Regions from separate parts of the Homo sapiens genome. Here region 2 is linked to region 1. A link is a loop called in an ENCODE intact Hi-C map of the cell type or tissue named here. Cell type or tissue: Caco-2. All regions are shown on one strand. Each heading gives the region's core, and the rest is flanking DNA. Links, peaks and the distances in the headings are about the cores only. Region 1 has its middle 56 kb from the start of HOXA1. Region 2 has its middle 82 kb from the start of SKAP2.

Evidence for each region. Hi-C counts contacts between places; a loop is a spot of excess contacts. Peaks named below come from ENCODE experiments on the same cell type or tissue, not always from the same donor. Only the 100,000 strongest peaks of a DNase experiment are listed, where the experiment ranks them.
Region 2: a loop joins it to region 1, with 3 times the contacts of the local background. A loop is called at or near these places in 1 of 110 quality-filtered maps.

Annotation. Positions count from the first base shown.
Region 1 is chr7:27,032,226-27,047,478 of GRCh38, reverse strand. No RefSeq gene overlaps it. Among named protein-coding and RNA genes, the nearest start is that of HOXA1, 56 kb to the left of the region's middle. In Caco-2, for the core only: no CTCF peak of the experiment used is centred there; a DNase peak (open chromatin) is centred at 9,198.
Region 2 is chr7:26,938,767-26,954,019 of GRCh38, reverse strand. No RefSeq gene overlaps it. Among named protein-coding and RNA genes, the nearest start is that of SKAP2, 82 kb to the right of the region's middle. In Caco-2, for the core only: no CTCF peak of the experiment used is centred there; no DNase peak of the experiment used is centred there.

The sequences.
Region 1 (15,253 bases), core at 7,389-11,388:
AGGGTGAAACCCTGTCTCTACTAAAAATACAAAAAAATTAGCCGGGTATGGTGGCGGGCGCTTGTAGTCCCAGCTACTCAGGAGGCTGACTCAGGAGAATGGCTTGAACCCGGGAGGCAGAGGTTGGAATGAGCCGAGATTGCACCACTGCACTTCAGCTTGTGTGACAAAGTGAGACTCTGTCTCAAAAAAAAAAAACCCAAAAAACAAAAGAAACAAAAAAAAAAAAAAAGAAAAAAAATTCATGTGTTAGACTACAGAAGTACATTATCTGAACTGGGTCTTTATGAGTTTACATTCATTTCTCATTTTCACTGAAAGGTCTTAATATAAATATAGTCTATAGATATTTTCCGAATTCAGCAATTGTTGTTATTCCTTTTGAAAGAGAAACAGAGGTTAAGTGCCTTGCTAGGGTCATAGAGCTAAGAGGAAGTTACCAAGATTGCTGATTCAATCCTTAGTCATTAGACCAACTGTTAGTATATAATGATATATAACAATTGTTAACCTTTTGCAGCCTTTGAAAAACACACATGTGCATAGGAAAGGGAGCATGTTCTAAAATCAATACAAAGCTAAACCAAGATTTGATTAAGGAAGAGCTCATTAAAAAGGAAGCATTGATAACTACAGTATTTTTCATTGTTATCCCAGTGTGCTTACAAAGTATTACCTTATGATAAATACATATCATAATTTTCTTTTCCTTTTCAAAATGCAAAATGGATTTTTTTTCCTTTTATTTTAAGTTCAGGGGTACATGTGCAGGTTTGTTATATAGGTAAATGTGTGTCATGTGGGTTTGTTGTGCAGATTATTTCATCACCCAGGTGATTAAGCCTATTACCCTAAGTTATTTTTCCTGATCCTCTCCCTCCTCCCACCCTCTACCCTCTGATAGGCCCCAGTGTGTGTTGTTCCCCACAATGTGTCCATGTGTTTTCATCATTTAGCTCCAACTTATAAGCGAGAACATGCAGTATTTGGTTTTCTGTTCCTGTGTTAGTTTGCTAAGGATAATGGCCTCCAGCTTCATCCATGTCCCTGCAAAGGACATGATCTTTTTTTTATGGCTGCATAGTATTCCATGGTGTATATATACCACATTTTCTTTATCCAGTCTATCACTGATGAGCATTTAGGTTGATTCCATGTCTTTGCTATTGTGAATAGTGTTGCAATAAACATACACACACATGTGTCTTTGTAATAGAATGACTTGTATTACTTTGGGTATATTCCCAGTAATGGGATTGCTGGGTCAAATGGTATTTCTGTCTTTTTTTTTTTAAATGTTTCTTTTTATTTATTTATTTATTTATTTATTTATTTATTTATTTTTATTGATTATTCTTGGGTGTTTCTCGCAGAGGGGGATTTGGCAGGGTCATAGGACAATAGTGGAGGGAAGGTCAGCAGATAAACAAGTGAACAAAGGTCTCTGGTTTTCCTAGGCAGAGGACCCTGCGGCCTTCCGCCGTGTTTGTGTCCCTGGGTACTTGAGATTAGGGAGTGGTGATGACTCTTAATGAGCATGCTGCCTTCAAGCATCTGTTTAACAAAGCACATCTTGCACCGCCCTTAATCCATTTAACCCTGAGTGGACACAGCACATGATTCAGAGAGCACAGGGTTGGGGGTAAGGTCACAGATCAACAGGATAAGAATTTTTCTTAGTACAGAACAAAATGAAAAGTCTCCCATGTCTACCTCTTTCTACACAGACACAGCAACCATCCGATTCCTCAATCTTTTCCCCACCTTTCCCCCTTTCTATTCCACAAAACCGCCATTGTCATCATGGCCCGTTCTCAATGAGCTGTTGGGTACACCTCCCAGACGGGGTGGTGGCCGGGCAGAGGGGCTCCTCACTTCCCAGTAGGGGCGGCTGGGCAGAGGCGCCCCTCACCTCCCGGATGGGGCGGCTGGCCGGGCAGGGGGCTGACCCCCCCACCTCCCTCCCGGACGGGCGGCTGGCCGGGCAGAGGGGCTCCTCACTTCCCAGTAGGGGCGGCCGGGCAGAGGCACCCCTCACCTCCCGGACGGGGCAGCTGGCCGGGCGGCGGGCTGACCCCCCCCACCTCCCTCCCGGACGGAGCGGCTGGCCGGGCAGGGGGCTGATCCCCCCACCTCCCTCCCGGACGGGGTGGCTGGCCGGGTGGGGGGCTGACCCCCCCACCTCCCTCCCGGACGGGGCGGCTGGCCAGGCAGAGGGGTTCCTCACTTCCCAGTAGGGGCGGCCGGGCAGAGGCGCCCCTCGCCTCCCAGAAGGGGCAGCTGGCCGGGCGGGGGGGCTGACCCCCCCACCTCCCTCCCAGACGGGGTGGCTGGCCGGGCAGGGGGCTGACCCCCCCACCTCCCTCCCTGACGGGGCGGCTGGCCGGGCAGAGGGGCTCCTCACTTCCCAGTAGAGGCGGCAGGGCAGAGGCGCCCCTCACCTCCCGGATGGGGCGGCTGGCCGGGCGGGGGGCTGACCCCCCCACCTCCCTCCTGGACGGGGCGGCTGGTCTGGCGGGGGCTGACCCCCACCTCCCTCCCGGACGGGGTGGCTGCTGGGCGGAGACGCTCCTCACTTCCCAGACGGGGTGACTGCCGGGCGGAGGGGCTCCTCACTTCTCAGATGGGCGGTTGCCAGGCGGAGGGTCTCCTCACTTCTCAGACGGGGCGGCCGGGCAGAGACGCTCCTCACCTCCCAGACGGGGTCGCGGCCGGGTAGAGGCGCTCCTCACATCCCAGGCGGGGCGGCGGGGCAGAGGCTCTCCCCACATCTCAGACGATGGGCGGCCGGGCAGAGACGCTCCTCACTTCCTAGATGGGATGGCGACCGGGAAGAGGCGCTCGTCACTTCCTAGATGGGATGGCGGCCGGGCAGAGACGCTCCTCACTTTCCAGACTGGGCAGCCAGGCAGAGGGGCTCCTCACGTCCCAGGTGATGGGCGGCCAGGCAGAGACGCTCCTCCCTTCCCAGACGGGGTGGCGGCCGGGCAGAGGCTGCAATCTCGGCACTTTGGGAGGCCAAGGCAGGCGGCTGGGAGGTGGAGGTTGTAGCGAGCCGAGATCACGCCACTGCACTCCAGCCTGGGCACCATTGAGCATTGAGTGAACCAGACTCCGTCTGCAATCCCGGCACCCCGGGAGGCCGAGGCTGGCGGATCACTCGCGGCTAGGAGCTGGAGACCAGCCCGGCCAACACAGCGAAACCCCGTCTCCACCAAAAAAATACGAAAACCAGTGAGGCGTGGCGTCGCGTGCCTGCAATTGCAGGCACTGGGCAGGCTGAGGCAGGAGAATCAGGCAGGGAGGTTGCAGTGAGCCGAGATGGCAGCAGTACAGTCCAGCTTCGGCTCGGCATCGGGAGAGGGAGAGGGAGAGGGAGAGGGAGAGGGAGAGGGTTTTCTATGTTTCTTACAGCGGTATTTCTGTCTTTAAGTCTTTGAGGAACACTGTCTTCCACAATAGTTGAACTAATTTACACTCCCACTAACAGTGTGTAAACATTTCTTTTTCTCCACAACCTCACCAGCATCAGTTATTTTTTGACTTTTTAATAATAGCCACTGACTGGTATGAGGGGTATCTCATTGTGGTTTTGATTTGCATTTCTCTAATGATCAGTGATGTTGAGCTTTTTTCATATGATTGTTGGCCACATGTATGTCTTCTTTTGAAAAGTGTCTGTTGATGTCCTTTGCCCACTTTTTTATGGGTTTTTTTTCTTGTAAATTTGTTTAAGTTCCTTGTAGATGCTAGATATTAGACCTTTCTCAGATGCATAGTTTGCAAAAATTTTCTCCCATTCTGTAAGTTGTCTGTTTACTCTGTTGATAGTTTCTTTTGCTGTGCATAAGCTCTTTATTTTAATTAGATCTCACAACATGGATATTTTTTAAAAAAGAAAACAACTCCAAAATTACATTACTCTAACTTAACTATTCACTTGTTTATGAAATATATTGCTGTTTGTGGATTGCTTTTTAGACTTTGCTCACACCCATGATTTTTTCTTTACACAATTGCAATTATAATGTACATACAACTTTTTCTATGGAATTTTGTTATTTTATTTTACATTGAGATTTAAGTAATTTCCTAAGGACCCATATGAATTGAAAATTTGCAAACTCATAAACAAAGTCTAGGCATTCTCATAATCTATCACATACTGAGACCATTTTGCAACACAGACACTTTGTTAAACTTTGTTGTTTTCATACAGAGAACCTGCTGGAATAATGAAATTAATTCATTAGATATAGTTGTGAAAGGAGAACAGCAATACAAAAATTCTCAGTGACATTTCAGAATAGAGTCAAGTATGAACAGGCCACTTGGTGCAGAACTGGCAGAATGGGAAGGAATAAGACTGTAATTGACCTGAGGTCTTTGAAATGATCATTATCATGAGAGACTCTGGGTAAATTAAGAGAGAAAGTCCATGCTCATGGGCACTCCATGGTAGGTATATGGGGTGGAAGATATTCCAGTAAAATGTCGTGTATCTCGAAAGTCCCATGTGGCGATAATGGTCCTCAACAGGCATGCAAAACATAGGTACAGAGAACCCAGAAGCTTGTGATATTTGAAAACCAGCATGGTCAGGTTGGCAAACCCTTGGTTCAGGACTTATGATCTGCTGCAGGATTCTCTTCCCTGCGAGGGGCCTGACAAGTGTATGGGAGGGTCCCAATCCCCAAGGACTGAAGTACCAATTTAAGTTCAGGGAATGAGACCATCAAGGATTTACTTACTGTAATTGGAAATTTGGATGGACACTGATGATCTATGGAATAAGACCAAAGTGCTCTAGATAGAACTGGGCTATTTGAGCCAGGGATAAATTGAGCTTGGTTCCATAGTATTGAGTGAAAACTCATTAAATCACTATTGTCTAAGGTCAGAATTGATGGTAGACACAGGGGTCAGAGTTGAGCTCAAGGGTGGGGAAGTAGGGGAAGAGAATGAGGACGGGTGTGGAATGCTGTCAAAATCAAATAGCTTGAACTGTGCGGAGGGGTGAGAAGAATGGGGAACCTGCCAGGAGTAAATTGTCTGGATGTGGCTGAAATATCCTGGTAATTTTTAATATTCTGTAAAGTTTTAATATTCTTTACAACTCAAAATGGAAGTCAGAAAATTTCTTAGTTTCAGGGATACTTAGGGTAAAAATTACCTGAGATCTTTCAGTAAAGAAGGACAAGTATTCAGGCAAAATAGTGTAATTACTGTACCAGTTATGCAAAGCTTCAGTTGCCATTTTTAAGTGGTTTGTCTTAAGTGGTTAAGACACAATCAAACCAGCTTTTATTTTTCCTGGAATAGTCTCTTTTCTTCTAAATAAGTGCTTGAAGTCTTCTTCATTTAGAATAATGCATATTATTCTATGCATATAATAATGCATATTATTAAAATGATATGCATGATTTGCTTTTCCCCCTTTTGACTTTTACTCTCTTGTGCTATTTGATTGACCCAACCCTAACTGTAGATATCAGCAGTACTCTGACCAGGCAGGTAATTTTTTAAAGAATTATAACTGTGGTAACTATATAATTTCTTGTCCAAACTGGTACACTTGCGAGAGTGGAAAGGGGTGCTATTAATAATTAAGCTGAGACAACTAGTATTGGTCAAGACTGTCACAAGCAAACTAGGATATATGGTCACCCTAGTATTGGGACATAACTCTCCTTGGTTCTCAAATATTTATGCATGTCTTGTGAGCAGAGGCACTGCTAGCCTCTTATTCTGGACTTTTTTTCATGAATTTTGGTATAGCAAACAGCCTTGGAAGAGAGAATGTCTTTCTCTGGAGCAAAGGGAAAAGACTGAGGTTTTCTAAGCTCAGGGTTACTCTTCTGTAATACAACCCAGTGTGTGTGCACATGTCTCGTAGCCCTTGTGTCACCCTGTGGGAACTGGGGCTTGGGCTACTGCCACAAGAAAATGAAGATGCTCTGGCTACTGCCATTGCTATTAGTAATAAACTGTCACTTGTCTTTGATCCAGGAGTCTTGTGTCTTCTGTCAGCACCCATGAAACTAGCAGACTAGTTTGCAGACTGGTAAGGTAAAGTCTCAGACCTTCACAGTTCTTGCTACCTGGTATAATTATAAATCACTGTGTAAGTGTAAGGTATTACTACTACTACTATTGTTTTTCTTATTAATTCAGTAGAAATTTTATTCTGTGCATTTAAGAATTTATCTTCCAAAAAATATTTGAAGACTTTAACAGCAGAAAAAAAAAAAACACAGGCATTATTGGATCTGGTCTCACAGATGTCAGATAGGCTCTTTCAACTAATAAGATTAAACATGTAACTATTATGATTAACAATTAAATTATAATAAAATAAATTATAACTTTATCTTAATGCAATGTATACTTTATTTGCTTAGTTCTATTATAGATTGATTTCTTAAAACTATGTAGCATATTTTGAATTCAAAATGTGTGTGACTAAATTTTTTCTTCTAGCATAATGATCTGTAATTTCAAGAAACATGTAATACGATGTAACAAAAAGCATGTAATAAAACATGTCAGATTTTGAATTTCCCTTTCTTCTGCCTTACCTTAGCCTACATGCTTTTTTTCCTCTTGAACTTTCTTTAACCTTTTGTAAATATTCCAAGAGAGAGGCAGCCTTACAAGCCACAGCATTTTAAGGTGGCAGATAATTGCAAAGAGATATACAATGCACACTAATGATAACGTTTAGTACTTAGGCAGTGCTTTAAGACCATTAACCAATTAATTCACATAGCACCCCATATGAAGCAGTAAGTAGTATTATTTCCACTTATATAGAAAATGTGTATATAGAAGCTGGCTTACTTTCCTGAGACATTAGAGCCAGTGAAATCTTGAAAACAAATTAAAATTCTCCTGTGTTCAAACTACTGAAATAGGCTCTGTTCATAATAGAAGTTTATTTGAGAGTCCTTGGAGAAAAGCTTTATTTTTAAGACTATATGTCTTGTATCCATTCATTTTCTTTATTTTGCAAAGCATTTTATTGAAATTCCCTTGTCCAAAAAAAAGAAATCCTTTATTAGCCAAATGTTTTGAATTAAATGACTTTTTATAGCAATCACAAGACATTATCCTCATAAGAACTCTGTGACAAACTTTACAGTTATAATAAAATGATACAGGGTTTCTATATTAGTTTGTATTACTTTAAGGATCAGCAGTTAATGTTATTATTTTACTCTTTTTTTTTCATTTTTTACCTGTTTATTTTACATGTGAGGTTGCTGGATGTTAATTTAAGCTGTGTTAACTTATAATTTTTTTTCACATTTTAATAATTTAACTTTATTTTTTATTGTGGCAAAATATGCATAACATTAAATTTACCATTTAACTATTTAAAATGTACAATTTAGTGTCATACACATTGTTTTGTAACCATTATCTCCAGAACTTTTTATTTTACCCTTATAACCAAATCTCACATACTGAAATATTGGAATTTTTCATATCAAAAGGATGCACAGTTCATTTATTACCTGTTTAATTTCTAAATTATCTGTATTAGAATGGTGATGAATTGTGTTAAACTATTTCTTTCTGCCTCTGCTTGTCTGATTCTCCTTGCAGTCATAGGAGAGATGGCTTGTTGGATGGAACAAGGTATGAAATTGTGACTAGAATAAGGCCAAAAGATCCTTTTGGGAATTGAGTCCTTGACCTCACTTCCTTGCACTAATAAACTGAGCTAATTAGCCACAGTGCCTGTTGCAGTATGGTACAACTTGGCAGTTGCTTTTCAATAAGTCAACTGTGTTGTGGTATCACTGGTTTAACAAACACTTCTTAAGCACTTACAATGTGCAGGCAATGGGCTAGATACTCAGTGTACAAAGGTAAAAGAAATACATTTCTTGGTCCGGCACGGTGGCTTACGCCTGTAATCGCAGCACTTTGGGAGGCTGAGGCAGGCGGATCACCTGAAGTCAGGAGTTCGAGACCAGCCTGACCAACATGGAGAAACCCTGCCTCTACTAAAAATACAAAACTAGCTGGGCGTGGTGGTGCATGCCTGTAATCCCAGCTACTTGGGAGGCTGAGGTAGGAGAATCGCTTGAATCCGGGAGGCAGACGTTACAGTGAGCCGAGATCACACCATTGCATTCCAGCCTGGACCAAAAGAGCAAAACTCCATCTCAATTAAAAAAGGGACATTTCCCGTCCTTGAAAGGACTAATGATCACCTATATGTAGCAAGTAAAATTCTGCATTTGTAAATCAAAATATATGCTTTCATATACTAACCACACTTTAGAAAGGTTTCAGTGAATATCCATAGACAAAATAGTCAAACCATTCTGTACAGATGAACTACCTTCTCAGCTCATCACTGTTTCTCTTATTGGTAAAACATAACATGTATGTGCCAAAGAAATGGTGCATTTTGGCATAATGGGAACTGGTATATTACAGTACATTTTGTTTCTTCTCAAAATAGCATCACTAGCAGCTCTTATCCTTGACCTGATTTGGGCACTTGATAAGGCATTTGGGTCAGTTAGATGTGAGTGAACAAATTCAATACAAAGACATAGTCATAAAATTAACTTGGGAAAGAGCAATGACATAGTCAAATAAGGCAGTTTTTTTATTCAAGTTCTCTAAAAGGAAGATTTGGGTTTGGAAAAAATTTAAAAGTTAGATTTTTTTCTCCTTGGTAAAGACTATTTGCTATGTAAATTAAATCAATATAGATATTACTAGAAAGAGAATGGGAATTGCAAACTCCGGTAAGAGATGTGTTTTAAAAAGTGCATGAAAATTACCAGAAAATGAAAAACAAGTATTTTAATTTTATATTTAAGGTAACACAAAATCATTCACATTTAGAAACATGACTTTATGGAATGAGATTTTCTGACAAGTAGTAGACATTTTCTTTTCTTCCTCTTCTTTTTTTTTTTTGACAGGGTCTTGCTCTGTTACCCAGGCTGGAGTGCAGTGGCACGATCTCAGCTCACTGCAGCCTCTACCTTTTGGGCTCAAACAGTCCTTCCACCTCAGCCTCTTCAGTAACTGAGACTACAGTCACCTGCCACTATGCTTTGCTACTTTTTAAATTGTTTCTTGTAGAGATGAAGTCTCACTATATTGCCCAGGCTGGTCTCAAACTCCTGGGCTCAAGCGATCCACCTGTCTTGGCGTCCCAAAGTGCTGGGATTACAGGGGTGAGTCACCATGCCCCACCCCTCTTCTTTTTGTAAAAAAAATTTCCCCCAGTATGGAAACGTTAAGTACCATTAAGTACATTTGAAAAACTTGTGAACCTTGACATTTGATGATGATCTAGAAAAATGCTTAGGCTTGTTGAACACATGGGCAAATATGATTCTTTCAAACAGAGCAAGTTTACTTAAGAAGGTTAATGTTCAGAAGTGAGTGAAAGAAAAGGTAGCTTTGGATTCTGAAATACTCTTAAAGATAACATTAGCATTTATGACACACCTATAGAGACAGAAGACAGGTTCTTACAGTGAGTGAGAATATATTTGAGTAATAAAAAGGAAAGGAGTGACATTTTTACTCACTGGTTAAAATTATTGAAATTATTTTTAAGTTAGGACCAAAGAAATCTGGTTTAAATTAAATTACATTAAATTATTTATTTTTGATACAGAGTCTCACTCTATCGCCCAGGCTGGAGTGCAGAGGCACCATCTCTGCTCACTGCAACCTCTGCCTCCTGGGTTCAAGTGATTCTCGTGCCTCAGCTTCCCAAGTAACTGGGATTACAGGCGTGCACCACCACACCCAGCTAATTTTTGTATTTTAGTAGAGACGGGGTTTCACCATGTTGGCCAGGCTGGTCTCAAACTCCTGACCTCAAGTGATCCACCCACCTCAGCCTCCCAAAGTGCTGGGATTACAGGTGTGAGCCACCGTGCCTGGCCTAAATTTTATTTTTGTTGTCTAACAAGTACTGCCTGAAGTACAACATAGTCTGATTTAGTTAGTTTATTTTTATTTAAGAAAATGAGCTATCCTAGAGCCTATATAATAGTGAAGTGATGCAATCCAAAGATACAATATTCATAGCTCTTAAATTCATGTATTTATATAGCTTTTTAATTACTGTTGAAAGTTTATCTTTCTTTTTATTATTTGTTTATTTATTTTGTCTTTTTTTGAGGTGGAGTCTCACTCTGTCGCCCAGGCTGGAGTGCAGTGGCACAATCTCAGCTCACTGCAGCCTCCATCTCCCGAGTTCAAGATATTCTCCTGCCTCAGCCTCCTGAGTAGCTGGGAATACAGGTGCGCTGCCACACCTGGCTAATTTTTGTATTTTTAGTAGAGATGGGGTTTTACCATGTTGGCCAGTCTGGTCTCGAACTCCTGACCTCAGATGATCCATCTGCCTCGGCCTCCCAAACTGTTGGGATTACAGGCGTGAGCCACCATGCCCAACCTTATTATTATTATTATTATTATTATTATTATTATTATTATTATTATTTTGAGATGGAGTTTCACTCTTGTTGTCCAAGCAGGAGTGCAATGGCGCGATCTTGGTTCACTGCGACCTCTGCCTCCCTCCCGGGTTCAAGTGATTCTCCTGCCTCAGCCTCCCTAGTAGCTGGGATTACAGGTGCCTGCCATCATGCCTGGCTAATTTTTTTGTATTTTTTTTAGTAGAAATGGGGTTTCACCATGTAAGCCAGGCTGGTCTCGAATCCACCTGCCTCGGCCTCCCAAAGGGCTGGGATTACAGGTATGTGTCACCGCACCCAGCCCTATTTTTTTTTTTTTTCTTGAGATTGAGTCTAGCTCTGTCACCCAGGCTGGAGTGCAGTGGCGTGATTTGGCTCACTGCAACCTCCGCCTCCCGGATTCAAGTAATTCTCCTGCCTCAGCCTCCCAAGTAGCTGGGATTACAGGTGCCCGCCACCATGCCCAGCTAATTTTTGTATTTTTAGTAGAGACGGGTTTTCACTGTGTTGGCCAGGCTGGTCTGGAACTCCTGACCTCATGATCCGCCCTCCTTGCCCTCTCAAAGTGCTGGGATTACAAGCGTGAGTCACCATGCCTGCCCCCTGGTCCTATTTTAAATTTTTTTAAGAGACAAGGTCTCACTCTGTCACCCAGGCCTCAGTGCAGTGGCATAATCATAGCTTGCTGCAGTCTCAAACTCCTGGGTTCAGGCAATCCTCTTGACTCAAGCCTCCGGAGTAGCTGGGACTATAGGCACACACCACCATACCCAGCTAATTAAAAAAAAATTTTGTAGAGACAGGGTCTTGCTGTGTTGCCCAGGCTAGTCTTGAACACCTGACCTCAAGCAATCCTCCTGCCTTGGCCTCCCAAAGTGTTGGGATTACAGGTGTGAGCCACTATGCCTGGAGTCTTTTTATTTTCAAGGTAATGTGTACTTAACAACATTTGGAAAACATAAAATAATATAGAAAAGAAACTACTCATTCTCTTACCTTGGAATAACTTTTATTAGCATTTTAGTGTACTTGCAATCATTTTTTTTTTGGTGAATTGATGTTTCTTTTTTATATATTGTCAAGATAGATGTACAATTTCGATGCTACATTTTTTCTTTTAACACTTCATCTTAAACATTCCTCATTTCTGTAATTATATCATCTCTTAAAATAATGTTTATAATTTAAAAATTATTGTATAATGTTTCATCAAGTCAATATGCAGTAATTTACTTAGCCATTCCCCTTTGTTGGATGTTTAAATTATTTCACATTCATTATTATTAGATGTAATATCTGAACATTGTTGTGCTTAAAATTTTTCCATGTTTACATTTTTTTCCTTAGGATTAAAAACTGGAAGTATAATTAGTGAATAAGAAAAAATAAGACCAGGTGCAGTGTGGCTCATGCCTTTAATCCCAGCACTTTGGGAGGCCTAGGCAGGAGGATCACTTGAGCCCAGGAGTTCAAGACCAGCCTGGGAAACATAGTGAGACCCCATCTCTACAAAAAAATTAAAAAAAAGCCAGGCATGATGGTGCATGCTTATACGCCTAGCTACTCAGGAGGCTGAGGTGGGAGGATTGCTTGAACCCGGGAGTTTGAAGCTGCAGTGAGCTATTATCATACCACTGTACTCCAGCCTGGGTGATAGAGTGAGACCCTGTCTTTTTTTTTTTTTTTTTTTTTGAGACAGAGTCTTGCTCTGTTGCCAGCCTGGAGTGCAGTGGCACGATCTCAGTTCACTGCAACCTCGGCCTCCTGGGTTCAAGCAGTTCTCCTGTCTCAGCCTCCTGAGTAGCTGGGATTACAGGCATGCACCACCACGCCTGGGTGATTTTTGTATTTTTAGTAGAGACAGGGTTTTGCCATGTTGGTCAGGCTGGTCTCAAACTCCTGACCTCAGGAGATCCACCTGCCTCGGCCTCCCAAAGTGCTAGGATTATAGGCGTGAGCCACTGTGTCCGGCTGACCATGTCTCTTAGAAAAAAAGAAAAAAGAAAAAGATTTAAGGCTTTTGATAAACATTGCCAAATTGCTTGCCAAAGAATGTGCTATGGTCTGAATGTTTTTGTTCCCTCACCAAATTCGTATGTTGAAACCTAATCTCCAATGCAATAATATTAAATAGTGGGGCTTTGGGGAGGTGATTAGGTCATGAGGACTCTGCCCTCATGAATAGGATTGGTGCTTTTATAAAAGAGGCTTGAGGGAGCCTTTTTGCTCTTCCACTATGTGAGGACTTAGCAAGAAGACACATCTGTGAAGCAAAAAGCCATCACCAGACACTGAATCTGTCGGCATTTTGATCTTGGACTTCCCAGCTTCTAGAACTATGAGAAATAAATTTCTTTGTATATTACCCAGTCTAAGGTATTTTTAAAAATAATAGACTGAATGGACTAAGACAAATGTGCAGTAGTTTTCAAAAACGCTTTTACATATGTTATCTGATTTGATGGCATAACAAACTCTACTTAGGCAGGGCAGATATTATTAGGCTCACTTGCTAGATGAGGAAATTGAGGTACATAAAGTATGAATGTATTAAGCAGGCTTATTCACCTGACGCTTAACAGAATTTGAACTAGGCATTGTGTGAAATGCAAAATGAATAAACTCAAAGTCGAGTTGACGAGATAGATATAGACACCAGTAAGTATAAAACAAGATGGCCTAAGAGAAGGTACAGAAGAGGTAAGAAGGACAATGAATTAGTGCCCAGATTTCTCTGGGTGCTGAGATCTCTTTCAGCCAGGGCCATGTGAAAACACTCTGGGGTGGCAGATGAGGGTAAGGAGGCATATGGAAGAGGGGGTGCTTCTGAGTTGGGCTGTACAAAACTGAAAAGGATTTCCATAAGGCCTGGTATAGAGATAAGGGAGCAGTGGAGGGGTATAGCAGGTTATTGCAGATAGTGCAAGCAAATGGATGTGGGGAGAATAAAAGAGGATATATATATTTTTTTATTTTTATTTTATTTTTATTTTTGAGACGGAGTCTTGCTCTGTCGCCTAGGCTAGAGTGCAGTGGTGCCATCTCGGATCACTGCAACCTCTGCCTCCCATGTTCAAGAGATTCTCCTGCCTCAGCTTCCCGAGTAGCTAAGATTACAGGCGCCTGACACCACATCTGGCTAATTTTTGTATTTTTAGTAGAGATGGGGTTTCATCATCTTGGCCAGGCTGGTCTTGAACTCCTGACCTTGTGATCCACCTCCCTCGGCCTCCCAAAATGCTGGGATTACAGGCGTGAGCCACCAAACCCGGCCAAAGAGGTAATATTTTAAAAATAATTTTTAGTTAAACAAACAACCACTTTTGTGTTTTAGAAATACACTTATTTTTGGCTGGGCGCGGTGGCTCACCCATGTAATCCCAGCACTTTGGGAGGCCGAGACGGGTGGATCATGAGGTCAGGAGTTCAAGACCAGCCTGGCCAAAATGGTGAAACCCCGACTCTACTAAAAATACAAAAATTAGCTGGGTGTGCTGGCAGGTGCCTGTAATCCCAGCTACTCTGGAGGCTGAGGCAGAGACTTGCTTGAACCCGGGAGGCGGAGGTTGCAGTAAGCCAAAATCATGCCATTGCACTCCAGCCTGGGCGAGAGAGTGAGATTCCGTCTCCAGAAAAAAAAAAGAAAAAAAGAAATACACTTATTTTCTTGGACTGTGGTAGAAGGATTTTGCTAAAAATATTGTTTCATCCTATCCTGTTACTGGCTTTCAGTAAATCACAAAGTGTTCACTTGTAATACTTTTCTTTAAAAATAAACATCCCAGGATTGTTTTCATCCTTTTTATTAATTAACCCCTAAGCATGGTGCTAAAATACTGGGCTTGTTTTTTTTGTACTGCATGACCAAACTCCTATATTTTGAACCACTTAAACACTTCTCATGAGAGCCAGACATCCCTAGTAGTGTGTGCTCACAATAGCTAATGGCTTAACAAGCACTGTCAGGCAGCCTCACATTTCAGCTGCTCGTTTTGCTGAAGGCAGATAATTTATGCTACATCCCACAGCACAGACCAAGTACATAAAACCAGAGAGGAATGTTAATGGAAAAAATTACAAATTCTTAAAGTGACAGGGCTTTTATAGTTAACTCTTTTAATCAGTTTGCAGTGTTATCAGGTTATGTGAAAGTTTGAATGAAATATGGAAAATGATAAATGAAAGAAGTTTGTAAAAGGCAACAAATACAGTATATTTGATTTAAAACATAGGGCAGTGTTTGGCACATAGTAGGCATTCAGAAATGTTTTTTGAATGAATAAGTGAGTGGGTGTATTTTTAATTTCTGATGTACTTAATATACATTTTATTTTGTTACTACTAAATTTTACTGAACTGGCAAACTTTTTAAATATGTGGAATGAATTGTAAGACTGATAAATCTTTAAGCAAATGTAGTTTAATTTTTGCTAGAATTTTTTGAGACATTTGCCTTATTTTATGGCTATGACTTAATTATAAATATGGGCAGAATATTAATCATAGCTGTCAGACAATTCAGATTTTTCAATTACCTCAGATAAATTTTCTGCTTAGTTTAGTTAGAGCACAATAGTAAGAGCAAGATTGTAGGGTGGACCAATCTAAAAGTGTTATGATACCCTGGGTAAATTAGTTCTTCCTAGGAAAGACTGACACATTTTCTTCAAATAGAAAAGTTACTTCTGGTAAGAGCAAGAACTGATTCTCAAAAAACACTATATTTTACTTTCTCTGTTCAGAGAGTTAGGCTTTCAATTTGGTTAACAAATAGCCCTCTGATTTTT
Region 2 (15,253 bases), core at 4,349-8,348, 90 kb after region 1:
GGCGGGTGGATCACCTGAGGTCGGGAGTTCAAGACCAGCCTGACCAACATGGAGAAACCCCATCTCTACTAAAAATACAAAATTAGCCAGGGTGGTGGCGTATGCCTGTAATCCCAGCTACTCGGGAGGCTGAGGCAGGAGAATTGCTTGAACCTGGGGGATGGAGGTTGCGGTGAGCCAAGATCACGCCATTGCACTCCAGCCTGGGCAACAAGAGCGAAACTCCGTCTCAAAAAAAAAAAAAAAGAAAAGAAATATAAAGATAGAAAATGCCTGTTCCAGACTCTGCCCCTTGCACACTCAGAGCTATGTAGGTGTAGTTGGTGGGACTTGAGAGCTAAGCATATGGGAAAGTCCTGCTCACTTCCGTAGAGCCTCATCATTAGGCTAGACACCCGTAGCCTAGTGTCATAGGCTTAATAATGGTCCCTAAGTATGTCCATACCCTAACCCCTCGAACCTATGACTGTTACCTTATATGACAAAAAGGACTTTGTAGATGTGATTAAATTAAGGAACTTAAGATGGGGGACATTATCCTGGATTATCACTGTGGACCCAGTGTAATCACAATAGTCCTTAAGAGGAATGCAGGAGGTAGAAAGAGAGAGGGAGAAGGCCATGTGATGCTAACAGAAGCAGAGTTGGGAATGATGCACTTTGAAGATGGGGGAAGGGGTCAGAAGCCAAATAATATAGGAACCCACTAGAAGCTGAAAAAAGGTAAGGAAGTAGATTCTTCCTCAGAGCCTCCAGAAGGAACAAGTCCTGCTGACACCTTGACTTTAACCCAGTGAAACTGGTTTAAAACATGTAACCTCCAGAACTATAAGAGAGTAAGTGAGTGTTATTGTCTTAGTTTGGGCTGCTATAACACGAATACCATAAGTTGGGTATAATGTTTATTTTTCATAGTTCTGGAGCCTGAGAAGTATAAGATCAAGGTGCCTCATGAGGGTCCAGTGTCTGATAAGGGCCCACTTTCTGGTTTGCAGACGGCTGTTTTCTCTTTGTATCTTCACATGGTAGAAAGAGAGGAAGAAGTCTCACTATCTCTTTTTACACGGGTACTAATTCCCCCAGGAGTGCTCTACCCTCATGACCTAATTGCCTCCCAAAGGCACCATCTCCAAATACTATCACACTGAGGATTAGGGTTTTAAAATATGAATTTTGGAGAGATACATTCAGTTCATAACAGTTATTTTAAGCCACTAAGTTTGTGGTAACTTGTTACAGCAGTAGTAGGAAATTAATACACCTGCAGTTAGTGTAAAATTTAAGTCTTGTGAGACAATTATGCAGAGCAACTGTCAAAATTGATATGCACACAATGCAAAATGCAGGACATGATAATTCTGAGTTCTTATGATTATATGTTGCTGGGTACCACCCCACCATAAGACCTCTTGTCTTTGTCCTATCTTACCACTACTAGCACTTCCAAACCTCATAGATGCACACACAGGAACAAAATAGCTTTTCTCCGGGTGATGGTCTTCATTCTCAGAACGAGAATAATTTAACATTGTTTTCACAGAAGGTCTTAGGGAGAAAAAACATCTTTGATTTAGTCTTATCAGCTCTTAGCTCCAAACTTTGTCTTCACTCGTGATGTGCTGAAGGATTCATGCAAAATAGAGTGCTAGGATACCAAAGGTAAACCAAAGGAAAATTTATTTGTTTTGTTCTTTGTTATCTTAGGATAGTAAAAGTAATTAATTTGCTTACTCTTTTGTGCATGTCTGTGAACCAAACTTTGGTGTGCTTGATATTTAATACTAGTGGAATCTTTGCAATCAGGAGCTGCATAAAAGGCTTTGGTAACTTCTATGGCTAAACAAAGAAGAATCCCAGGCACTGTAGTATAAGGAGAGTGATAATCTCAATTAGAAGCAGTATCTCAAGAAATACACTAAAATGATGGTGGAAAAAGAGAAATTTTAGTAGAGTATCAACTACTAAACTTTTTTTTTTTTTTTTTTTTTTTGAGGCAGAATCTTGTTCTGTTTCCCAGGCTGGAGTGCAGTGGCACGATCACGGCTCACTGCAGCCCCCATCTCCTGAGCTCAAGTGATCTTCCCACCTCAGCCTCCCGAGAAGCTGGGACCACAGGTGCATGCGCCACCATGCCTGGATAATTTTTTAACTTTTTTAGATATAGAGGTCTCCCTGTGTTGTTGCCCAGACTAGTCTCAAACTCTTGGACTCAAGCAATCCTGCTGCTTCAGCCTCCCAAAGTGCTAGAATTAAAGACGTGAGCCATGGCGCCCAGCCACAAAACTTCTAAGGAGCATTTTATTACTAACATCAACTTAAAAAGGCAGTTATGACATAGAGTGTTCTGGTAATTAAAGTATTCATATGATTGGGAGTAGCTCTGTATCAACAATTGATTTTCAAAGACTATAACATTAAAATTCAGTTAATGCTGAAACTAACTTGCACATAATTTATTCTAACTTCAGGGATTCAGATCTTATACAGGATTATGTTGTGCACCTAAAGTATCACTGAACAACTGAAATACAGGGAAGAGGGTCTTTGCATGTCTGCCCCTAGTGACCACCAGTACCTAATTTAGTGCCTGATTAGCCCTCAAGTATCCAAAATGCTGAAAAATATTTTCTTATGATCACTGTTAAAATGTAAATCACAATAGTTACCTTTTCTCAGAGAAGAGTATATGTGGGTTACAGCAAATTCTAAAATAAAAAACAAAAGTTATTAGAGTAAAATGATTAGCCTTTTCAGAGTCTGTGTATGACTTTTCCGTACCTCTTCATGCTGAGGATTAAAATAGTAAAGTTGAGCTAAGGAAATAGGCTTGAGAGTTTTCAATAGCATCTTAATTTGAAATCACAGTTGGAGATTTTACACTATTCTTAGGAAATGTTCTGTGTCTACATGCACTCAATTAAAATGCCTATATTTAGGCCAAATCACTTCATTGTGGTTATATTCCTGGAAGTGCTCTCCTTCCCCTGACTTGCATTTCCAGGAATAATGTTACCACTCAGGCCGATCAGAGAAAAACAAATGGAAATGATAAAAATATTTCTACTAATTACAATAAACAGTTAAAAAAATAAGAAAAGTAAATGACAAATGTTCACACAGAAAGTGAGCTACTAAATGAGTTCCTTTTGGACAGTTATTCCTCTTAAAAGCACAATTTAGAATTGCTCAGTCACCCACCATTTAGTCATTGAACGTTAGAAACTGAAAATCTGTAGGCATGAAATTGCACTGATTCAATCTCTTCAAGAAATGTAAAATGGGAAATGTTAGAATATGCAGTACGTATTATATATAGGAAATATTAGAAAGTAAACTAGGCAAAATTCTTTATCACTTTTTATTACCTCCTGAATAGAAGTAAATATTTCTGGGTACACTATTCTAAACAAAAACGAACAAAAAAATTTTTGCTTTTTTAAAAAAAAATTATCTATACGATTTTCTGTTTTGATAGTATTAATATATTAAATAGCTTGATCTAGAGATTTAAAAAATGGGAGAGCCATCATTATCACTGAATATTTTAAGGTGGAAGATGGTCAGTTACTGTGAAAATCCTGCCAGTTCTGAAGACTATGTGTACAGAGAATGTCATCGACAACTAGGCTCATTAGGATATAGATTATATGTGAACTGTAATACTAGACCATTAAGAAGTATGGGTTTGAGAAGTGTTCATATAATAATTTGCATATTTCATCATAAAAATGAGGTTTTAAAAAATTATTATTTATAAAATTAGCCAAAGTGATTTTTATTATTTTGTAAATGATTAATTCAGTTTTATTTTATAGAAATACAATTATATATAAAGTAATATATTAATACACATATACACTTTATAATATACTTGAACTTGTGATCTTAGGTGCTGAATAGTAGGTCTCTTTATTGAGTTGATTTAGCATCGTCTTTTCAGATGGTTTCATTGTTAATTAAGTCATCCTGAAGTAAGACAGGCAGATTAAAAAATGTGATGTATATCTCTATCTTTCAGCTCATTGCTAATTTTAGGGATATATAGTAGTCTAATCTTACATATTATTTTTCAACGGTATTAGGATGATCAAAGTAACAGCTGTTACTGAAAATTTCTTTAGGGACTTGAGTGATTTAAAATAATGTGCCTAAAATACCAGTTTCCCCACTTAGTTTGCCTTAATTATGATCCTCCAGGCAGACTCTACATCTGTCTTTCAAAGAGTGAAAACAAGTTGATGTTTTTGTATGACTTTTAGCTTTGACTAACAATTACACTTATATTTTAAGTGAGCTGGTGAGAAAAAATATTGTTAGTGTTCACCACTGAGTTTAAGAAAACTTAAAATTAACATCATGTTTTTACCCCTGTTAAAACAAACCTCTGAGATTTCACCATCAGGATTTGACAGTTAACAATTAACAAGCGTTTGAAGAATGCTCTTATCACTGTTTCCCCCTTGAGAACTTTGTAAGCTTTGCATGTAAATGCAAACAAAAATTTTAAGGCTTTTGATCTTGGGGGATTTGATGAAATCTTCACATCTCCAGACCAAATTTAAGGATTACATGCTACAACAAGTACACATATCAAAGGATGACAAGTAACAGTAAATATGTAGTATTGATCCCAAATAGAAATATAGATGGATTTTTATCTTATGATGACATTTTAGTCTGAGTAAACAACAAAAAGTCACTGGGATGGGTGGCAGTGGTAAGAAGATGGCAGATGTCTATCTATTGATTGTATTCATATTCATATTTATATTCATTTATATGCAAAAGAAAGAACACAGCTCACTCAAAGGCTTCATTTACCATAATCCTTAAAAAAAAAAAACACAAAAACTTGTTCTAAGCGGAGTAAAATTCAATTCTGATCAGACCTGGGTCACCAGGGAGTTGATATCCCAAAGGCCTTTTTGTTTCCCTTGTGTCAGGATCTGAGTGAGCTGGTATTTAGCTGTGAGAGCATAGGAAGCCTCTTGCTAAGCAAGACAATGGCCAGGGCTTATGGAATTACTATAGCTCTACATAGTAATTGTCATTCTGAGTGATGATCTATGCAGTCTCTCTCTCACTTGGTAGCAGTGGTAGCAAGTTGACCTGGTCATTTCAGGTTTAAGAGTCATTGATTGGCTGGTGATCAACAAGGCAAGACATGAATCTACTTGACATTTCACTTAACAAGCATCTTAAATGTATGCTCTAAATCAGTCTTTTTCCTTTCTTTGCTCACAGTTTAGCAATAGTAGCATGCAGGGACATATCACCTTGTTTGCATCTGGTAGTGACTGTAGGAAAAAAAAAAGGTCTCCCACAATCTTATGTAGATGTTTCACATTCCACAACTATTAGAGAAGTTGACTGAACCACAGCAGGTACGAAAATGATCAGAAATGGATGTAGTTGTCTCTAAGGAAGAGGAACAGGAAACGAACCTGATCCTGTTTCTTTTATACAAAGGGCTAAATTGTTGCTTTCTTCCCTTGTATGTTTTAAATACTGAGAAAAATGGTACTTAATAAGAAAATGGCTCCTCTTTGGAGTTCTCCATAGGGTTTACACAAATTTGTATATATGAAACTTGAGAAATTTCTTTACCTTTAATGTAAACTCCTTGTGACAAGGAGCATATTTTTGTTTACATGCTGGATACATACTTTTGTTGTCTTCTATAAGCCTTTATGTCTAAACTGAAGACTGCCCAGGCTCAGTGGTGGACATTTGGAAAATGAGATTTAAAAGGAAATGGTAAGGCAGCTAAGAATAATATCTGGGAAGAGGACAGAGTAAACAGAGGGAAATTCTCAGTGAGATGGTAATCACACTCTTTGGCTTTTGTTCATAGGAGCTGTCCATGGAACTGGAGAGATTTTGATCTTAAATTCTGTACCCACTTACTCTGGATGCTATGATTGATACATCTCACAGGGCAAAATAGATAGAGCTCACATATTATTTTATTTATCCATGCACACATATATCCTTAGTTTTCTAAAATGTACATATAAAGTCTTGCAATGTTGGTTTATATTGTAAATAGTTTCTAAAAGATAATTCCTTGTAAAAAGTGCCATCCACAGTATTCTATAGAGTATAATTTTACATGATACAAGATTGGAGAAAGGTCACAAGACAAAAAAAAACTTTCAACATACAAGTTCTCAGTTGAGAGTTGTTTTTGGTAATTTTCTTTTTCTTTCTTTTTTTTTTTTTTTTTTTTTTTGAGACGGACTTTCACTCTTGGAGTGCAATGGCACGATCTCGGCTCACCACAACCTCTGCCTACCGGTTTCAAGCAATTCTCCTGCCTCAGCCTCCTGAGTAGCTGGGATTACAGGCATGCGCCACCACGCCTGGCTAATTTTGTATTTTAGTAGAGACGGGGTTTCTCTGTGTTGGTCAGGCTGGTCTTGAACTCCCAACCTCAGACCGCCTCGGCCTCCCAAAGTGCTGGGATCACAGGCATAAGCCACAGTGCCAGGTGGTTTAATTTTCTTTTTTTACTGTGGCTAAGATCATAGTTCAAAACTTTCATCTCAAGTAGGTATTCCCAACAATATTACCAATGTAGTGCTGAAAACTGTTAGAGGAAGCTATTATAAATATGGAAATTAAACGTACACAGATACCAAAGTTGGCAGTCAAAATTGAACACATAGGTAGTTTATGACTGACTAACTTTGTGTTAAGGCATTGTTCATAGGATAAAGTTTATTACTTAAATGTCACCTGTAATCCCAGCACTTTGGGAGGCTGAGGCAGGTGGATCACTTGAGGTCAGGAGTTCGCAACCAGCCTGGCCAATGTAATGAAACCCTGTATCTACTAAAAATACAAAAAATTAGCTGGGCGTGGTGGTGGGTGCCTGTAATCCCAGCTACCTGGGAGGCTGAGGCAGGAGAATTGCGTGAACCTGGAAGGTGGAGGTTGCAGTGAGCCCAGATCACGCCGTTGTACTCCAGCGTGGGCAACAAGAGTGAAAATCTGTCTCAAAAAAAAAAAAAAGAAAAAGAAAAAAAAAAGTCACCGTAAGGATTTAGGCCAAATATAGCCTCTCTTTATCTATTCCAGTCATTTACTCTGACCGTGGAAGAACTTTTATCAGTGCCAGCTTCCTTCGATACTGGCAGAACTAAAGCCACTCAGAAGTTTCAGGCTCTTAGCTTTCTATTGTACAGATGAAGACATGTAAATACCAACAAAATATTCAGGCCAAGGAATTGCAAAGACATACTTAAGTAGGGAAACAGAAAAAAAGTACCACTCATCTACGTGTCTTAAGTTTTAGGATATGCAGAATTTCTGATATGACTCTGCAATTCAAGAAACCCAGTGAATAAAGACCAATATACACAAATATAAACACAGTTAAACTGCAAATATAAACATTAACATACAATATACATAAATATAAACAGACTACAAATTTTTAGTAACAGTTTCTGAACAATATCCTTGTGGCTGATTGTATTATTTTTCTAGAAATTTCTATTGTAAGAGAACATCTTATGAACAGAAGTGCTGTACTTCAGATCCTAGTTTAAGACACACTGTATATTTCCTACAGTCGTTGTTCTTTTCCCTCTGCCCATGAGAATGAGATGATTCAGGGAATGTCCCAGATAGGGTCCACTGCATCAACCTGGGCCAAGGAATGAAGACCACAGGGGCAAAGCTGCAGCTCACATAAAAAGTAAGCAAGAGGGCCGGGCATGGTGGCTCACGCCTGTAATCCCAGCACTTCGGGAGGCTGAGGTGGGTGGATCACCTGAGGTCAGTAGTTTGAGACCATCCTGGCCAACATGATGAAAACTTGGCTTTACTAAAAATGCAAAAAATTAGCTGGGCGTGGTGTCAGATGCCTGTAATCCCAGCTACTTGGGAGACTGAAGCAGGAGAATCACCTGAACCCAGGAGGTGGAGGTTGCAGTGAGCCACGATCACACCTTTGCACTCCAGCCTGGGCAACAAGAGCGAAACTCCGTCTCATTAAAAAAAAAAAAAAGTGAGCAAGAAACAATCTTTTTTAAGTATTGAGATTTTTGGAGTTATTATTGCTGAATAATATAGTAGAAGCTGACTGATATACTTATCAAAAATAAAATGTTTTAAATGTTTCAGTAAAGTTCCTCAGTTACCTTCAGTACTCTTTCATTGATAAATCTTTCTTGGTTATACTGTATATACACTATAGGTATACTGTGTTCGAAGTACAGGAAGCTTCCATTCTTGTGGGGCAGAGAGAGAAGAAAGGAAGTGCACAATTAAAATAATTGTGTAATAATTTCATGAAGGAGAGAAATAAAGTGCTGGGGATGGAGGTTTAGGGAATCTAGAAAGGGTGGTAATGAAAGATCTCCTTGAGAAAGTGACATTTAGACCAAGACCTGAAGTATGAGAAGCTGGCTATATGAAGAGCATTCTAGGTCAAGGAACAGAAAATGCAGAGTCTCTGTGTGTCTCCTCAGCTTCCAACTTGACTGGTGTCTAAAAGATAATTATGTTCTAAGACATTTCCTGAAAATCACTTCAGAAGTTAGACTTGATCTTAGTCCATTAGAAATGCATGGGATTGCACTGCCTTTCTTAAATAGAGCAAAATGTAAAAAGAATCTTCTCATTTGACCATAGCATACTGGGCATAGGAATATCGAGGGATAATGGTAGCAAATGCAGAAACCAAGGTGAAGGGTAATTTTACTTTCTCTGTCTGAACAATATCCCAAGGCAGCCTCCCTGCTAGTCATTTCCTAGTTAGTTAGAAATTTCTTGTCCTCCCAAGAGTACTCTGGAGCAGGTCTCACAGAGTTCAAAATCATATAAATAAATAAATAAATAAATAAATAAATAAATAAATAAATAAATAAATACTATGGAGTATCAAACAACTCTACAAAAAGTCCCATGCCACTGAGGACCTACGCTTTCTAGGATTAACTCCAAACTTGTTTGGGAGGAGTAGGGTCTGGTGTTCTGCTGGATATTAATTGTCTAATCATGTCACGCACACAAATGCTTCCAATAGAATTGTGTTCATCCTGCATCTGGAACAAAGCTGGAGAACTGCCTGGACCAGATTTCCAAATTCTCGGTTCCTCTTAATGTTGACACTGACATGGATCTGTGGAGAGAGGACTCTCATAGCCACCTGTGTAGGCAGGGAGATTAACAGGAAAAGCAATTAAATTCATCTCAATTCAGATGACTTCTCCCAAATTGCCATTCCACCACCCTTTCTCTCCCCTAAGGGAAAAGATGCAGGAAAATAATTCTTGACTTGGCTTTGTACTCTAAATTCTGCATTTCTGTGACCCCTAGCTCTACGAGTATGCAAAGCTGGGTTGGGAAGACAGCCAACTCTTTGCCTATTGCACCTGGTCCCTTAAAAGATAATTTATATATGAGGCAAAGGAAGGCATTGGGAGTGTTCTCTCTAAAAGGGGAAAAATGCTTTTAACTTTTACAGACATAATCTATAGACAGCAGCAGACAATTTATATATATAATTTCCCACTTGATGTAGTAGTTAAACTATTTTATCTGGCTTTTGCAATGATAGAAAACACTCCTATATGGCTCCAATGTATCCACAATATAAAGTAGAAATAGAATATAGACAGATAAAATTGCATAATGCTGTCATGAGGGTGATTTGAGAAACAGTTGCTACATTCCATTAAGAGCAGGGAGAGTACCTGCAGTCTTCTTAGAAGAAGCTATTATAGTCTAATTAGTGATGTAGGTAAATACACCAAGCCCTTCTGATTTTTCAAATTTATTTCATAAATGAATTTAAGGCACAATTTAAAAAATACAGTTAGTATTAAAGTAAATAGCACTTTTCTTTTCTCTTTAGCAAAATGGATGTAAAGCAACATAGTTTGTAAACCATTTCCCTGGCTAAAATGCTAATTACTACAAACAAACTAATCATCATTTGAATGAAGAGTATTCAGACTGAAAAACAGGAATACTAAGGTAATTGCTAATTATGCCAATTTAAAATTGGTTGTCAAATATCAGTGTAAAATAAATGTGAAAAATTAAATAAAAGCCCTGTATACAATTCATGTAAAATATAGGACATTTACAAAATGTGTGCTATGGTTGAGTGACTTTGAAAGATAATACTGAAAAACAAATTTGGGGATGTACTGGATGTCCAATTAAAACAATGTTTTTATTGTTATTTATTTGTAACTGTAATATTAATATGTTCATTTCATATTTATTTATATTTTTTAGCTAAAACATAGAAGTACTTAGTACATGCCTTTCTTTGGATGACCTACTTAACAAGATAGCTTATTCTTACATTAACTGTCTTACCTAATTGTCTTCCATAATATAAACACCCTTCCATTAAATCTTTTAGTTGTTTTAGCTGATCTAGTGAAGTTGAAGTGGTTAGTATTTAGATGTTATTTTCTGTAGTAATGATCTAAACAGAGTAGAACAAAATAAAGGAATTTTATGTACTTAAAAAATAATGTTTTAAAAAATCCCTTCACTTTTACTTACTAATTGCATGTTGGTATGTAAAATAAGACCTTTATTTCGTAAACAGTTCAAAATTCTCAAATCAAGTGTGTTTATAAACATTACTTGAAAAACTTACCCTGTAAAGCATGCCAAACAATCAGAAATCTATATGAGAATTCTTCATTTGGGGGGCTAATATCAAATTTAGTTTTTATTTGCTTCAAAGTTACATATACACATAGTTTAAAAAATTAAATTGTCTACAAGCCTTACTTTGATAAATAGCAGGTCTGTCCTGTTTCTCCCTTTCTTCTACCCTTACCCCATTTCCCAATCACTAAAGAAAGCACTTTTAACTGTTTAAGCTGTTTCTCTTGATATTTGGCTAAATACCACTAAATCTTAAGCTGCTGCTTCTTGACTTTTTGTTTTTAGATGCATCTCTTGACTGCAAAAGTAAGAATTTATCTGTCTTTTAATCTTGTTGCCACCAGTATTCTCAATACTGCCTGGTACATTTCTAGTTCCCCATTTTCCTTACATAATTACTTTATTATAATTTTGTTTTGTTTAATATTTAGTACTTACATTATGACTACATAAATTCTATTCACAGCTGAACCATGTAGTATACTACAATAATTTTTCTTCCTGTATCACTTTTTAAAAATAATTTAATAATGCTCTTGTTTTAAATTTAATTTTCTATGCACTGATAACCAGTTTATTTACAAATCCTTCCCAAGTTATTCAAATCTTCTTTTAGTACATTGAAACATTTCAGAAATTCCATCAGTTTTATTTTTTGGGATCTCTCTCCTATGGCTTTCTGATTTGTTCTAGTTTGGGCCAGTTGTTCTTTAGGCTTGCTGCATAGCTGTTATTCTGGGATCTTCCTCCTTTACCATCCTCTAGGGTAAGGCAACTTTCTGTAAAGTAGGCTTTTTAGACCATATAGCCTTAGGTGCATCTGCTTAACTTTGCTGTTACAGCACAAAAGCAGCCATAGATGATACATAAATCAATAAGTGTGGCTGTGATCCAGTAGAACTTTATGAACACTGAAATTTTAATTTCATATAGTTTTTAGGTGTTATGGAATATTCTTATTTTTATTTTTAGAAATCACTTAAAAGTGTAAGAACCATTCTTAATTCTTGGGCCATATAAAAACAGGTGTCATGCTGAATTAGGCCCACAGGCTATATAGTTTGCTGACCCCTGCTTCAAGGAATTCACTTTGTCTCTTTTGTGTTGGATCCCCTGGTTTTCTGGATATTATGTCTTTTTTTTTCCTACTTCACATTCTTATTTTGATTGATCATATCTTCTAACAGCTTCCTAGAAATTTTTGAGATCTTAAATGACTGAAATCCATTATTCTATCTTCACATTTAATTAATAAAATTTATTATTTTTAAGGCATTTCTCCATTACCTGCTAGCTTCCAATGTTATTACTGAGAAGTCTGATGACATTCTCATTGTCAATCTTGTATTTTTTTTTAAATCTAAGATCTGTTAAAACCCTTTTTATTTCTGGCCTAGGGCTCTGAAATTTCATATTGATCTTCTTTTATAGAGATGTAGGTCTATTTATTTTTATCCATTGTGCTTGGTACTCCATGGGTCTTTTCATTTCTGGAAACTCAAGCTCTTCAGTGGTAAGAAGTTTTCTTGAATTTTTTCTTTCTCCCTTTTTTTTTTTTTGAGATGGAGTTTCACTCTTGTTGCCCAGGCTGGAGTGCAGTGGCATGATCTTGGTTCACTGCAGCCTCCGCCTCCCTGGTTCAAGTAATTCTCCTGCCTCAGCCTCCTGAGTAGCTGGGATTACAGGCATGCACCACCACGCTTGGCTAATTTTGTATTTTTAGTAGAGACGGGGTTTCACCATGTTAGTCAGGCTGGTCTCAAACTTCTGACCTCAGGTGATCCACCCGCCTCAGCCTTACAGGCATGAGCCACTGAACCCAGTCTCCCCTCCCCTCCCCTCCCCTTCTCCTTCCTTCCTTCCTTCCTTCCTTCCTTCCTTCCTTCCTTCCTTCCATCCTTCTGAAAATCCATTTTCTTTTTCTCTTTTCTTCAAGGAAACTTCAATTCCTTTATTAATTTTCCAAGATCTCTTGGAAATTCTAAGAGAATTTTCAAGACTTCTTCCTTGTTCTCTGATTTTTTTCTTAAGCATCCTGTTCTTCTTTCATGGTTATAATAAATTCTCATATCTTTCTGGGGTATGATAAAATCCAGCTGCCAGCATTCTAAGAGTGGAATACAACAAGAGGGCTGGGGATTTTAAAGTTCATTGTGCAAACTTTCATTTAATTTCCCTATTTTTAGTATGATAACTTCTATCTCAATTGTGCCTGGGTTCCTGCAGTCATAATTCCCCATATTTTACCCTCTCCAGAGAATAAACATCTTGTCTTCTCCTGAAATTGGGGAGAGGCAGTTGTCTAGCTGCATGAAATTGAGGAAAGAATAGCTTTATGTTCACCTCTTCACTTCCAGAGTGCTTTATGATGTCACTTTCTGGGCCTTTTAGGAGTGTTTTTCTGAAGCAAATTAGGTTGCTTCTTAGCTATTCCCACTGCCCATTTAAGATTCAGCTTTTTGCAGTCTTATTGCTTATTCATCTGCTTTCCAGTTTCCAAAATTTTGTGACTTCATTCCTTCTCTCATTGTTGTTCGTCAGTGGGCTTATGTTTTAAGGACTCTCTTCCTTCATTAGTGGGGTTGAGGGAGATAATGGAGATAAATCAAAGTGTTTAATTTTTTGCCTTAAACTAGACCAATTTTATGTGAGAATTTATCCCCTTAAGAAAACTTAACTTTATATGTTTTAGTCAGATGTCACTTGGTTTATAAAATATGTTTCCATGTGAGGCATAGGCTATGAAAATTTCACTAAATCCTCAAGGGGTAGTAGTGAGTTTGGTTTCATATACTTCTGATAGGTATCTGGAGTTACGTGTCCTAAGTTTTACATATATTAAATATATAATAGTGGAAATCTATAGGAGTTGTTTTAAAGTACATTATGTGTTATTGTATTATCATGAAGATAGTCTGTATTTATTAGTACAGTAGTAGGTTTAGCTGGCATTGACAAAAATCTTCAAATAGCAATGGCTTAAATAATATACAGATGTATTTCTTTCTTATATAAATGAATTCCAGAGGGGAGTAGACCAGGGTTTGTAAAGACACCCAAGATCAACAGGAACTAGGCTCCTTCTACATTGTTGCTGTTATCCTTAAGCTGTCAGTTCCTCCTCATGGTCCAGAATGGCTACTTGTACTCCAGTCATTATATTCTAATTTCAGCCAGCAGGTAGAAGGAAGGGAGAAAGGTCACATCCCGTCTTTTTAAGAACACTTTTTTTTTTTTTTTTTTTTTCAGAAATTGCATGCATTACTTCTGTTTATATCCTACTGGCCAGAAATTCATCATATGGCTATATCTAATTGTAAAGTAGTCTGGAAATGTGATCTTTATTGTAGTTAGCCCAGCAAAAAAACTGGGTGTCCTTTTACAAGGAAGAAGGAGGGAATGAATACTGGGAGGTAAACAGTAGCTTCTACCACAGTATCTAAGATTTGGTATGTAGGAATAGGATCCCATAAGGACATATGGTTCCTGGAAGTAGAATGCACTGAAGAACAAAAAGAAGAGGCAAAGAGGAAGAGAGTTTGATGAGTAGAGGACGTAAAGAGGGCCTCTAGATAAGGGAGGAAAGGAAACTGTGTTGTGATAAAGAAAGCTCTTAATTGGCCGGGCACGATGGCTCACACCTGTAATCCCAGCACTTTGGGAGGCTGAGGCGGGCGGATCACCTGAGATCAGGAGTTCGAGACCAGCCTGGCTAACATGGAGAAAACTCATCTCTACTAAAAATACAAAAATTAGCTGGGCATGGTGGCAGGCGCCTGTAATCCCAGCTACTCGGGAGGCTGAGGCAGGAGAATTGCTTGAACCCAGGAGGTGGAGGTTGCAGTGAGCCGAGATCACGCCACTGCACTCCAGCCTGGGCGACAAGAGTGAAACTTCACCTAAAGAAAGAAAGAAAAAAAAGCCATAATGAAGGGTCTGAAGACAGGTGCTACTCTTGGTTCTTATAATTAATTCTGTGCTATTATGCAGCTCTCTTAACTCCTTTCACCTTAAAAAAAATCACTGTGTTGAGGACCATCTAGTAGTGAATGCAAAGACAGGAATGCCCTGGGAGGTGGGGTTAGTTTCATGTCCATAGGTTTGCTCTGCAGAATCAAGATCTGTGGGATCCAGTTAAATTTAAGAACATGGGCTAAATTCTCAGTATTTTAAACAGGACTTCTTGTTTTTTACTTAACCTAATTAGCTGGATAATCTTGGAAAATTTTCTTAACTATTCTTGGTCTTACTTTTCTTGTCCATGAAATAGGATATTAGATTCCCAATTCCCAAACTGTGACCAAGGTGCCTTGGGGTGCTACAGTTAACTCACAAGGGTGTTGCAGGACATTTTAAAATTTCAAGGGAAATAGAATGATACTTGATGTTTTTCAGACACCAGGCAAAACAACAGCTTGCAATAGTTCACAACATTAGCTCACACTACATGTCTTTCAATGCCATCTCTTTGTAAAGCTGGATTTTTGGTCATTGCTATGATAAAAACAAGTACTATGTAGAAATCAGTGTAGAACGAGAAAGAAGGGAGTGCAGTTTAATTCCAGCGTTTGAGATGTGAGTGCTGAAGAGGGGTACATATCTCATTAGGAAG